Linked DNA regions of Homo sapiens: all the other regions are linked to region 3. A link is a contact called in ENCODE Hi-C or POLR2A ChIA-PET data. All regions are on one chromosome and are shown on one strand. Each heading gives the region's core, a stretch centred on a gene start or an enhancer-like site at or near the end of the contact. The rest is flanking DNA. Distances are from core to core; before and after follow the strand shown.

Region 1 (2,700 bases), core at 155-2,654, 910 kb before region 3:
CCCAGGGACAAGCAGGAGACAGATGCTTTCCTCTTATCTCAACTGCAAAGAGGCCTTCCTCTTTTACTAATACTCCTCAGCACCGACCCTTTACGGGTGTCTGCAAAGAGGCCTTCCTCTTTTACTAATACTCCTCAGCACAGACCCTTTACGGGTGTCGGGCTGGGGGACTGTAAGGTCTTTCCCTTCCCACTAGGCCATATCTCAGACAATCTCAGTGGGGGGAAACCTGGACAATACCCAGGCTTTCTTGGGCAGAGGTCCCTGCGGCCTTTCGCAGTGCACTGTGTACCTGGTTAATCGAGAATGGAGAATGGCGATGACTTTTACCAAGCATACTGCCTGCAAACAAATGGTTAACAAGCCACATCCTGCACAGCCCTAAATCCCTCAAACCTTGATTCAATACAGCACATGTTTCTGTGAGCACAGGGTTGGGGCTAAGGCTACAGATTAACAGCATCTCAAGGCAGAAAAATTTTTCTTAGTACAGATCAAAATGGAGTTTCTTCTGTCTTCCTTTTCTACACAGACACAGTAACAGTCTGATCTCTCTTCCTTTCCCCCACACTGCCGCACTCCCCTTGCCGAGATAGTGAAAATAGTAATCAATAAATACTGAGGGAACTCGGAGACCGATGCCGGTCACCTGGGCCCACTCTACACTTTGTCTCTGCGTCTTATTTCTTTTCTCAGTCTCTCCTCCCATCTGACGAGAAATACCCACAGGTGTGAAGGGGCAGGACCCCTTCAAAGGTCAAGGCCATGGAGGTTCCCCCAGTGAAAATTCGGGGCGGGGAGGTGAGGAGAGCTCTGGACGAACGGAAGAACGGGGAAGGCCCAGCGCAGGGCCTGAGTGGTTCGCTCACCGACACAGATGTCCCCCAGCTGTTCCGGCCTCAGATTCACGTCCTTGAGAACCGCGGTCATGACTGCCGAGAGAAGCTCGTCGGGGGTGGTGTCCTGCAGCAGAAAGAGCAGCCGCAGTGACCCCCACTCCCCCATGCCCACCCCAGGGAGACAAAGCGACCACAGCTGGGTGCGGAGCTGCCTCCGGCGTCCAGGATAACCAAACATACGAACCGGACCCCAGCCCGCGCCGGCGTCTTCCCACACTCGGCGCCCAGACCCTCGGGCCTCACCTTGAAGCCGCCGCGGCCCGCCCGGCAGATGGCCGTGCGCCGCCCGTGCACCACCACCACGTCCGCGGCCGAGGCCTGCGGGGCACCGCTCAGGCAAGGCGCGGCCTGCGGCATCCAGCCGGAATCGGCCGGACCCCTCAGGTGGCCCAGCACTACCTGCAGCCTCTGCATTGCGCAGGTCAACCCTGCAGACCAGCCACCAGTCCGGGAACTGACCGCGGAGTTAACAGACAGCCGTCCGCACACGCGCAGAACCACATCTCAGCCTCCAAGGCCTCAACTCCGCCCACAGCTCTGCGAACAGACGCGAGCGACCCTCCAAAAGTCCCGTCCACCTCCAGCCTCAGCCAACCACAAGGAGAGTCGGCCTGGGAACCCGCCCCTCCCCGCCACCGCCTACCAAGCCCTCTATAGGAGGGCCCACAGGCACCGCCCAGCCGAGCTTTCCACTCAATGCCCCGCCTACCTTGGCCTACCGCAGCCAACCAGAAGGTGTATCTTTACGAATCCCCGCCCAGAAATGCAGACCGGAAGTCTTTCCACCTTTTGTAGCCAAACCCGAGACCTGACCCCCAAATCCCTGTCTCCTGCCCGCAGCCAAACGGAAGGCTGGGCAGCCAGGACCGCTTACTGCTTGGGGGCTGGAGATGGAAGCCGAGGCTCTAATTCCTCTACCCACTTCCTAGGAGGCTCTGCTATCCCTCCGGTCCCAGTACCCGAGCTGGGGGACCTAAATACTTCCGAGACGCCCGAGTCCTGCTCCGACGTGGTTGGGCTTTCCCATTCTTTCGAGAAGACAGGGAATTTGGGCTTCCGGGCTGGCCGGGAGAACAGATTTTACAGACATGCGGGGTGTGACAAGCTCTCTAACTGGAGAATGAACATTTCACACTTTTACCAGTTTTACACCCAATTGGAATGATTTTATTAGTGCCCATTTCCCGTGCTAGGCTGGGGTCTCCACCAAGGCAGAGAGGTACCATGTATCCGGGGAGCCTGCGACACCCTTGACACTTAGTAGATGATCAATAAGTACTTGTCGAATGAGTAAATGAATGAACCAGGGCTCCCCAGGTCAGGACTGTGTCCCTAAACCTAAAGGGCAAGGCCACGTGCCCCCTTGACTCCCAATAGCAGGGCCATGTCTTCACCTGAGACCCTGGAGAGTAGTGCTGGGCTTTCCACAGACACCAAAGGACAGGGTGCCTTGTGCTCCCCAACCTAGTGTCATGACGTCCCCAACCATTTCGAGGGCAGGGCCACGGCATGCCTCAGGCTCCAGAAGGCAGCTGTCCGTTTCCCACTCCCACCTCGGGGAGCACAGCAGGGGTCTTCCCATACCCCTACTGGCAGGATTGCGTGTTCCCCAGAGACAGTGGAGGGCAGAGCTGGTGCCTTCCCACTTGTCCCCTCCTCGCCATCCTCGAGGGCAGGACCGTATGAACCCCTCAGATTCCTCCGTGGAAGAACTGTGGCTCCACCAGATCCCAAAAAGCAAGGCCCGTTTCCTACAACCCCCGAAGGAGGGTCGTCCTCACTCCGCCGCCAACCTACTAGC
Region 2 (2,700 bases), core at 16-2,515, 710 kb before region 3:
TGGGTGCGGTGGTGTGCGCCTGTAATCCCAGCTACATGGGAGGCTGAGGCAGAAGAATCAGTTGAACCAGGGAGGTGGAGGTTGCAGTGACCGGAGATCACGCCACTGCACTCCAGCCTGGGTGACAGGAGTGAAACTCTGTCAAAAAAAAAAAAAAAAGTCATCAAGCAGTTAAGATTAGATTAAAATGCAGTAATCTAATCTTAATTAGATTAGATACTTAGATACCTTTATTTAAAATTTTTTAAAAGTGGAGATAATAGTACCTACTTCCCAGCATCATTGTGACGATTAAATGTGCTCAGCAGGTTGCATAATTGTTTCTGATCTAGCTAGTATCCAGTATTTGTCTATTGTCACAGGTGGTGACTGCTGGAGGGGCTGAGTCCCCAATAAGCTGTGAATGTCTTGGAGGACAAGTATGTTGGCCCCTTCTTGTTCTAGCAGTGAAGAGGATCCCATGTAGACTCCAAGCAGCTCAAGTTCAGCAAGGGAGACAGACCATTGCAAGTGCATGAAAAGGGCACTGGTGGGCTGGGAAGTTCGTAGGAGGAGCCTCTCACATGCTGGGTTTGGGGAGGAATTCTGGAAAGCAGTTAGTCTTAGGGACGGGAAGGATGTAGCTGGTGGGACAGGCGCCCTCAGCTCCATGAATAAAAGGAGTGGGTCTGACTCTGGTTCTCATTCCCCTTTACCATGCCTGGCACACATTAGACCATCAATACCAATTGACTCCAGGAAGGAGTGTCTCCCCGTGGGGGCATCAGGAGCCGCTGAGTTTAAATACACAGGTGGGATGTGACACACTGGGAACCATTCAGATTTGCTGGATCTGGATAGGGCTTGTCAGGACTCAGTGCTTCCAACCCCAGGGCCCATTTCCCTGTGGCCCCTGAGTCACCACCATGGGTGGACAGCTGCTCCAGTGCCAAGATACAGCCACAGAGGACGGCAGGCCCAGGGCCTCCAGAAGGACAGGCAGGCTCCCTCTGAAAGACAAGCCGGCTTATAGCTGAAACCTCTGGCCCAGGCGTCCTCTAAGGGAAGCCAGGCGGTGTCAGGGCACGGCCCATGAAGACATAAGATGAAGATGGGGAGAACCAGAGGGGGTGCGCTTCGAAGGAAAGCGGGCTGCGTGGGGGCACCGTCGATTGCACAGGACGCGGTCCCGGCTCGCGTAGCCCCGCAGGCGGCGCCAGAGCGCAAGCCCGCCTCGTGACTCCGGTCCACAGTCCGGCCGGGCGGAGCTAGGGGCGGGCCCCTGCGTCTCTGGGCGCTGGAGCGCGGCGACTATCACGCCGCGTGGCGGACGGACGGACTGACGGACGCGCAGCCTTACCCGAAAGGCCATGGCGGAGCACGCCCCTCGCCGCTGCTGCCTGGGCTGGGACTTCAGCACGCAGCAGGTACAGTCGCCTGGCCGCAGGGCCACGGGGCCGCCTCCTCCGCTTCGGTGGGGGTAGGGGGCGGGCTGTCACCCGGACGCGGGAAAACATGGGCCCGGCCGCGGGCGCGCCTACCTCTCGGGCTTCCCGGGGCCCCCGCGCCCCTGCCCTGCGCGCGGCCGTGGGGCGCCGGTGCCCTCGCCCGGAGATGCCCTGCCAATGCCACCCGCTCGCAAGATGCGGCCTCGACCCCGCCTGGACCCAGCTACCCCAGGAAACTGCAGGCGCTCCTCGGCAGGACCCCCGGTGCCCAGAGGGGCCGGAGGACTCGGCGGGTTCCTGCGCTGTTCTGGGCACCCAGTGACGGGGATCCGAAGGAAGTCAGCTACTGTAAGGCAGGGGAACAGACAGGCGGGTAGCCCTGCGCACATGCACAACCAGTGACCTGGAAGCAGATTATAGCCCAAAACCTTTTTTTAAAAATTGAAATGGCCCAGGCCTGGTGGCTCTTGCCGGTAATCCCAGCACTTTGGGAGGCCGAGGCGAGTGGATCGCTTGAGCCCAGGAGTTCGAGACCAGCCTGGGCAATATGGAGAAACCCCGGTCTCTACCAGAAAATACAAAAATTAGCCGGGCATGGTGGAGCACACCTGTAGTCCCAGTTTTTCTGGAGGCTGAAGCGGATCGCTTGAGCCCAGGAGGTGGAGATTGCAGTGAGCTAAGATGGCGTCACCGGTCTCCAGCCTGGGCGACAGAACGGGACCCTGTCTCAAAAAAAAAAAAAGAAAAAAGTGAAATGCATAGTGTACAAGTGGACTTTACCCTGTGACCGCCCTTCGTTGACACCAGCTTGCCTGGTCTGTGCACCCAGGACTGCTGGCCAGAGGAGCAGTGTGCTGCTGCCAACGCCCTGCAGACAGGCAAGCAAATCAAAATTTGCCTTCAAAGAGGGCATGGGGTGACCGGGGGCACCTTTTCCTTTAAAGTACTTGGGAAATATACACAGTTGCAGTCAAACCCCTCTTCTCGAATGGGTCAAGGGAGGCAGGCCTCTGGCCAGTCCTTGGGGGAACGTCCTGTGGGACTCTGGATGACTCGAGTTGCCTTGCTGGACCTCAGTTTTCCCATCTGTCCAGGAAAGGAGTTATACTCCCAAGCTTGGAGATTGCTTCAGTGGGACATTAATGTCTCTGGACCACAATCATGGCCTGTGAGAATAGCCCATGGCCTTGCCTGGTCTCAGGCCTCTGCAGACATGGATCCCCAGAGATGCCTCCAAACCTTGCTTCCCATTCCTTCCTCTCTGGCACTTTCT
Region 3 (2,700 bases), core at 175-2,674:
ATCACTGCCAGTTTTGCTTAAGAAGCTTTCTGCCATCACAATTTTTACTCATCTAATTCACATTTCTTTATTAATTTAAGAAGTATTTGTCAAGACAACTTTTCTAAGCATTACTTATATACTAGCACTATGCAACAGAAATTTGTGACCACATATGTAATTTTAAATATTCTAATATCCATGACAAAATTAATAAATTTTATTTAGCCTAATATACCCCCAAACATCATTTCAACATGAAATCAATACAAAAAATTATTAATGAGATATTTTACATTCTTTTCTTCAAACTAGTCTTTGAAATTTGGGGGTAGTTTACAATTACATATCTCAACTGGAACTAGCTATATTTCAAGTGCTCAAGAGCCACAAATGACTAGCAGATACATCATATGCTATATCCCACAGTGTAGTTCTATAGGATTCACTTTCACTAGAGAGGGTCTGATCACCCTCAGCTCTTATAATTAGTGGTCAGGAAAACCACCTTAAGTCAAACCTAACTGTTCCAGTATAAGAGATGATTTAAACTAGAATTGTCTCTGGGAACAATTTTAGCTGGTGTACCGTTTTCGCCTTCCTATAACATCTTTTTGTCTTGTTTTTTTTTTTTAAACTTTTAAGTTCAGGGGTACAAGTGCAGGTTTGTTATATAGGTAAACTTGTGTCACGGGTGTTTGTTGTACAGGCTATTTTGTCACCCAGGTATTAAGCCTAGTACCCATTAGTTATTTTTCCTGATCCTCGCCCTCCTCCCACCCTCCACCCTCCGAAAGGCCCCAGTGTGTGTTGTCCCCCTCTTTTGTGTCCATGTGTTCTCATCATTTAGCTCCCACTTATAAGTGAGAACGTGCGGTATTTGGTTTTCTGTTCCTTTGTTAGTTTGCTTAAGGATAAGGGCCTCCAGCTCCATCATGTCCCTACAAAGGACATGATCTCGTTCTTTTATGGCCCCACTTTTTATCCTTTTAATTTAAACGGATTCTTTGCTCCCCCTGAAGATGGAGGCCACCTCCTTTGCAAGGACTTCTATCTCTCCCCCTTTGAGGCCACGACATAATTCTCCGCATTTTTAGGTACTTAACAGTAAATCACTTGGTTCACTTGGTTCTCCTGCCTGCCTAGGAAAGGTCAGGAGATGGTCCAGCGCCATGTCTAGCACTGTTAATTCTTTCAGTGCTTTCGTTTTGCTTGGGCCTCTCGGGGAGGGCGCGGAAAAGAGCGCAAGCCAGGGTCTAGGACCACACAAGTGAATTCGTGTTGCTCCCTCAGCCCTGAAAAGTGGCTCTCTCCCCATCAGCATTATACTTGCACAGTGGTTTTGTTTTTAGGTGCATCTACCTCATCACATGGCTACCGGCCACACAGCAACTAACAGCACCGAGGAAACACAACAGCCTGTTTACCTTCAGCCCCGCCACTAACCCTTGGCCAAAGGGAAAGGGGCAGGACATCCTCCCGCTCTGAGCCACCTCCGGAAGTGACGTCGGAGTGTCAACATGCAAGATGGCGGCCCATCACCGGCAGAACACAGCAGGGCGGAGGAAAGTGCAGGTATGGAAGCCCGGTTCCTCGGTCTTCCGGACGCGGCCGGCAGCTCCGGGCCCACTCCAGCTAGAAGGTGCCCGGCGCCACGACCAGCTGGGGTAGCGGCATGGGGCGAACGGGGCGGGGCGCGGCCGGCCACGAGGGGTGGGGCCGCGGCGCTAACGGCTTGAGGAAGGGGCGGGGGTCGGCTTGCTTGGCCCTTGGGGCCCAGGCCCGGGACCCTCGTGGGCGGCATTCTGAGCCCGGGATTGCTTGTCGCCGCTCTTCTGTAGGAGTGGACTTGCGGGGTCGGGATAGGCTCGTTCCCCGCCCACTTGCCTCCCCCTTGCCCTGTCTTTCTTCGAAGCGCTCTGCCCTCGCTGCGTCGGAGCCGAGGCCTCCAGGGGTTTCCCAGGGGGGTGGGCGTTGGAGGAGTGAGCGGCTTGTGCGGGGGCGTGGCGAGGCGGCGGAGCGCCAACGGCCCTGCGGGGTTTCTGCTGAGGATTCCGCACTTGGGAGCCCCCAGCCCTCTCTTATGTGGGAGCTGTCCCCTGGGTAGGTTTAAGTGACATAAGAATGTGCGTGGGGAAATTATAATTTTAATTGTTTTGGTATTTAAGTTCCTCTTCACCATTTCTTCATCTTAAGTGTGCATCGCTGAATCTGTCTTTATTGTTTGTGTAATTTATTGTCCATGTGGTAAAGAGTTGTCTAATCTTACCGTGTGTGTCTTGTGCCTTATGCCTTTGTGAATTCACTTTTGTTTGCGGTTACGCTTAAGAGTTACTGCCACTTCGGGGAACATCACACACCGGGGCCTGTCGGGGGCTGGGGGCGCTAGGGGAGGGATAGCATTAGGAGAAATACCTAATGTAAATGACGAGTTGATGGGTACAGCAAACCAGCATGGCACACGTATACCTATGTAACAAACCTGCACGTTGTGCACATATATCCTAGAACTTAAAGTATAATAATAATATTAAAAAATAGTTATTGCCACTTAATATTTTCAGTGATGCAGGGAATAAAAGCCCTCTTACAGGTGTTTGCCTGCAGGTATATTGTATGTGGTAGTGGCAGTTTGGTGCATTTATTCATTAAACATTTACCTAGCACTTAGGGTGGCCCCCAAAGGGGAAAAGGGATTGAAAGGGTGTAGAAATAATTAAC
Region 4 (2,700 bases), core at 3-2,502, 600 kb before region 3:
CATGTTGGTCAGGCTGGTCTCGAACTCCTGACCTCAAGAGCCTCCTGGGCCTCTAAAAGTGCTGGAATTACAGGTTTGAGCCACCTCGCCCTGCCTATAGTGAACATTTACATAATATTTTGTTTGACTAGGTTTCTGCCATTAAGAAGATGCAAAACCCTGAGGGAGTGTACCTCTTCACTTTGCATATGGGAAAACTGAGGCTCAGAGAAGTGAAATGACTGAGACCTCCAGGTGCCACCTCCCTTTCAGCTGCTCCTGCCCTGCTCCAAGCAAGGATGTGCCAAGTCAAGAGAAGACAGAGGACAATTAATGTTATCTGAGGATCTCGGAGCCTCATCCCTGAGCTATGATGGTCTTTCCCTCCTTAGTTGGGAGCCCCATCACGTTCCTCCGAAGCTCTAGTTGTGTGATAAGGAGGGTGGAATCTGAGACAGAGAACGATGGCCCTCCAAGGAGGGAGTTCGGGGTGAGGAAAACAGCAAAACCATGTGCTAGACAAGATCTTCAACTGCAGGGCTCTGGAGGCAACTGGGAAGTTTTGAAAGTGCAGATTGAAGCTCAGGGCCGCTGTGGGTGGCGCAGGAACTGCAGAAGACAAGATAGGATTAGGGAGGGCCAGCAGGTTGCCAGAGGCCCTTTTCCACCTGCTGGGCTTAGAGGGGCGGGACTCTGCCCGCTCCCTCACTTGGTTGGGTTTAAATGACCACTCCCCGCCCTAGCTGTGCCTTTGAGTGTGTGGCAAGGGATTGCAGACGGGAGACTGCTTGTCAATTCAGGGAAGTCAGCCTCTTTCTGCCACTTAATTCGCCCATCAGTAGAGATCCGACTTTCCCACGGTTCACTGTCACCCCCATTGCACAGGTGGGGAATCCAAGGCACAGAGGCGTCTGGGCCAGAGTCCCGGGACTATCCACTCATTCCGGGGTTGTAGGGCAGCATGTGTCAGGAGCTTGGGCTCGAGCGTGCGGGGCACTAATTGCGAGTGCAGTGGCCACAGGCTCCCGGGCAAAGTGGTCAGGAGCCCATTCCCGCCACCTCCGTCCGCGCGCCCCGCCCTGTCCTCCAGCAAGTTGGTGCACGCGCGTCCTCCCACAGGGCGCGGGATGGGGGCGGGGCCTCCGTGTTGTTGTTTCTCTGGGGCCCCGCCCCTCAGGGGGGCGCGGACCACGCGGCCGGAGGGCCCGCCTCCCCTCCCCCTCCCCGCCCAGCCCGCCCGCCTCTTTGTATCCAACATCCGGGTTTCCCCGCTGGCTCGGCTCCGTGGCCGCCGCTCAGGAGCCATTTTGGACTCGGTTCAGCTCCCCTCCCCCCCACCCCTCCCCCCGTTCATGGCCCCTCCGGACTCGGCCCCTGCGCCCGGGGCCCGGGCCCAGCCCCGCCGCGCTATGCCTGAGTCGGGCGCGCCCCGGCCCGTGCCCCGCCGCCGCCCCCCGGCCCCCGCGTCGCCCCGGAGCCCGGGCCGCAGCCTGCGCCGCCCGCAGCGGCCCTGAGCCCGGCCCCGCCGACCGGCCCTTGGAGCCCGAACGCTGCTCGGGGACGAAGGCGCAGGAAGCGCGCAGGGAACGAGACCGAAGGAAGGAGCGGGAAGGAGAGCGCAGCCGCCGCCTGGCCCTGCGCGCCCCGGGAGCGCCGTGCGGCCCTGCCCGCGGGCTCCGGGTGTGCGCGGGGCGGCGCCGCGGAACATGACGGCGCCCTGGGTGGCCCTCGCCCTCCTCTGGGGATCGCTGTGCGCCGGTAAGAACTGGGCGCGGCGCGGGGACGCCGAGAGGGCGCGCGGGGCTGGCCTCTGGCGCCGCGCGGTGTTTACCAACAAAGGGCGGGCCCGGGGCCTCGTCGCCGCACCACCTGTATTCAGCCCTCACCTCCGGGGGCGTGGGCTGGGGGCGCGGTGGGCGCCCGGCTCGCCGAACTTGGGGGCACGATCTTGTCTGTGCAGTCATCTGCGGGATTCTGGTTCCTAGAGGCGCCCCTGCGATGGGGGCCGGGACGCGGAGCCTCAGGGTCGGAGTTCGGGCTACGCGGGCGCGTGGAACCCAGGGAAAGAGTGAGGAAAACCTGAGCGTGGGGAAGGCGGCCAAGAGGGGTGGGCAGATCTCATTGGGGGTGGCAGGATTGTAGGTGCAGCAGCAGCAGCAGCATGCGGGGAGGGTTGCATGTCCCTCAGAGTCACTAAGTGTAGCGAAGCGAAGGGGGCGGCTTCACGCAGCCCAAAGTCCCCTGCATCTCTTGCCACCAGTCTGCGTCGCGTTACCGGCCCGGCGGGCTGTTGGTGCTGGCTCCCACCTGCTCCCTCTTTCCCTGCCGTTGGCCCCGGGATGCGGAGTGTGGTCGCTTCGCGGGACCGCTTTGTTTGGGCACTTGGGAGGGGAGGGGGTGGGTAAGATGGAAAACCCAACAGGTCCCTCTTCCTTCGGGCCTCCAGGAGGCACGTGGCGGGGTGGGTGACCAGCGCTCAGCTCGCCCGCGGCTGCGGGCGTGTGGCTGGAGGTGTTCGGCCAGCGCATGTGTGTTTGGGGGTATGTGGGCGCGGGCGTAAACAAGCGGAGTTCCGCCTGGAAAGCTTGTTTCTCCTACGGTCCAAGCACCGATTTCCCTCTCTCAGTGGTGCCGGGGTGCGCCTAACCCCGGCGGGCGCGCCGGGACGTCCCCTGGCCAGTCCTGGGAAACGTGGGGAGCTGGGCATTGAAGCTCTGGCGA

The links. A loop is a pair of places that touch in the nucleus more often than their neighbours do. ChIA-PET counts read pairs that join two places held with the same protein, here RNA polymerase II (POLR2A). Pooled maps may share reads with other maps.
Region 1: a map of CD8-positive, alpha-beta T cell shows a loop between it and region 3 (4-fold over the local background). The contact joins the promoter of ACAA1 here to the promoter of SCN11A in region 3. A Hi-C loop is called at or near these places in 4 of 168 maps with a recorded cell type or tissue (CD8-positive, alpha-beta T cell and naive thymus-derived CD4-positive, alpha-beta T cell), 2 of 37 single-sample maps with no recorded cell type and 13 of 50 pooled maps.
Region 2: a pooled map shows a loop between it and region 3 (7-fold over the local background). The contact joins the promoter of XYLB here to the promoter of SCN11A in region 3. A Hi-C loop is called at or near these places in 1 of 37 single-sample maps with no recorded cell type and 9 of 50 pooled maps. POLR2A ChIA-PET finds 5 or more read pairs at or near these places in 1 of 52 experiments (naive thymus-derived CD8-positive, alpha-beta T cell).
Region 4: a map of ascending aorta shows a loop between it and region 3 (4-fold over the local background). The contact joins the promoter of ACVR2B here to the promoter of SCN11A in region 3. A Hi-C loop is called at or near these places in 2 of 168 maps with a recorded cell type or tissue (ascending aorta and sigmoid colon) and 9 of 50 pooled maps.

Annotation. Positions count from the first base shown.
Region 1 is chr3:38,135,723-38,138,422 of GRCh38, forward strand. ACAA1 (acetyl-CoA acyltransferase 1) reads right to left here and starts at 1,405. Exons shown (of 12, transcript NM_001607.4): 1 at 1,143-1,405; 2 at 870-963. The coding sequence starts at 1,313. RefSeq lists enhancers at 2,520-2,700, 2,623-2,700.
Region 2 is chr3:38,345,520-38,348,219 of GRCh38, forward strand. It overlaps XYLB (xylulokinase), which reads left to right and starts at 1,266. Exons shown (of 19, transcript NM_005108.4): 1 at 1,266-1,406. The coding sequence starts at 1,350. RefSeq lists enhancers at 1,043-1,874, 1,875-2,700 and silencers at 1,433-1,672, 1,683-1,742.
Region 3 is chr3:39,050,520-39,053,219 of GRCh38, forward strand. SCN11A (sodium voltage-gated channel alpha subunit 11) reads right to left here and starts at 1,425. Exons shown (of 30, transcript NM_001349253.2): 1 at 1,342-1,425. It overlaps WDR48 (WD repeat domain 48), which reads left to right and starts at 1,497. Exons shown (of 19, transcript NM_020839.4): 1 at 1,497-1,554. The coding sequence starts at 1,507. RefSeq lists enhancers at 658-1,530, 1,201-1,290, 1,301-1,350, 1,371-1,560 and a silencer at 1,601-1,700.
Region 4 is chr3:38,452,638-38,455,337 of GRCh38, forward strand. ACVR2B (activin A receptor type 2B) reads left to right here and starts at 1,253. Exons shown (of 11, transcript NM_001106.4): 1 at 1,253-1,737. The coding sequence starts at 1,686. It overlaps ACVR2B-AS1 (ACVR2B antisense RNA 1), which reads right to left and starts at 2,183. Exons shown (of 2, transcript NR_028389.1): 1 at 1,866-2,183; 2 at 1-588. It also overlaps a transcript of XYLB not described here. RefSeq lists enhancers at 835-1,334, 1,939-2,522, 2,523-2,700 and silencers at 1,053-1,102, 1,113-1,232, 1,653-1,932.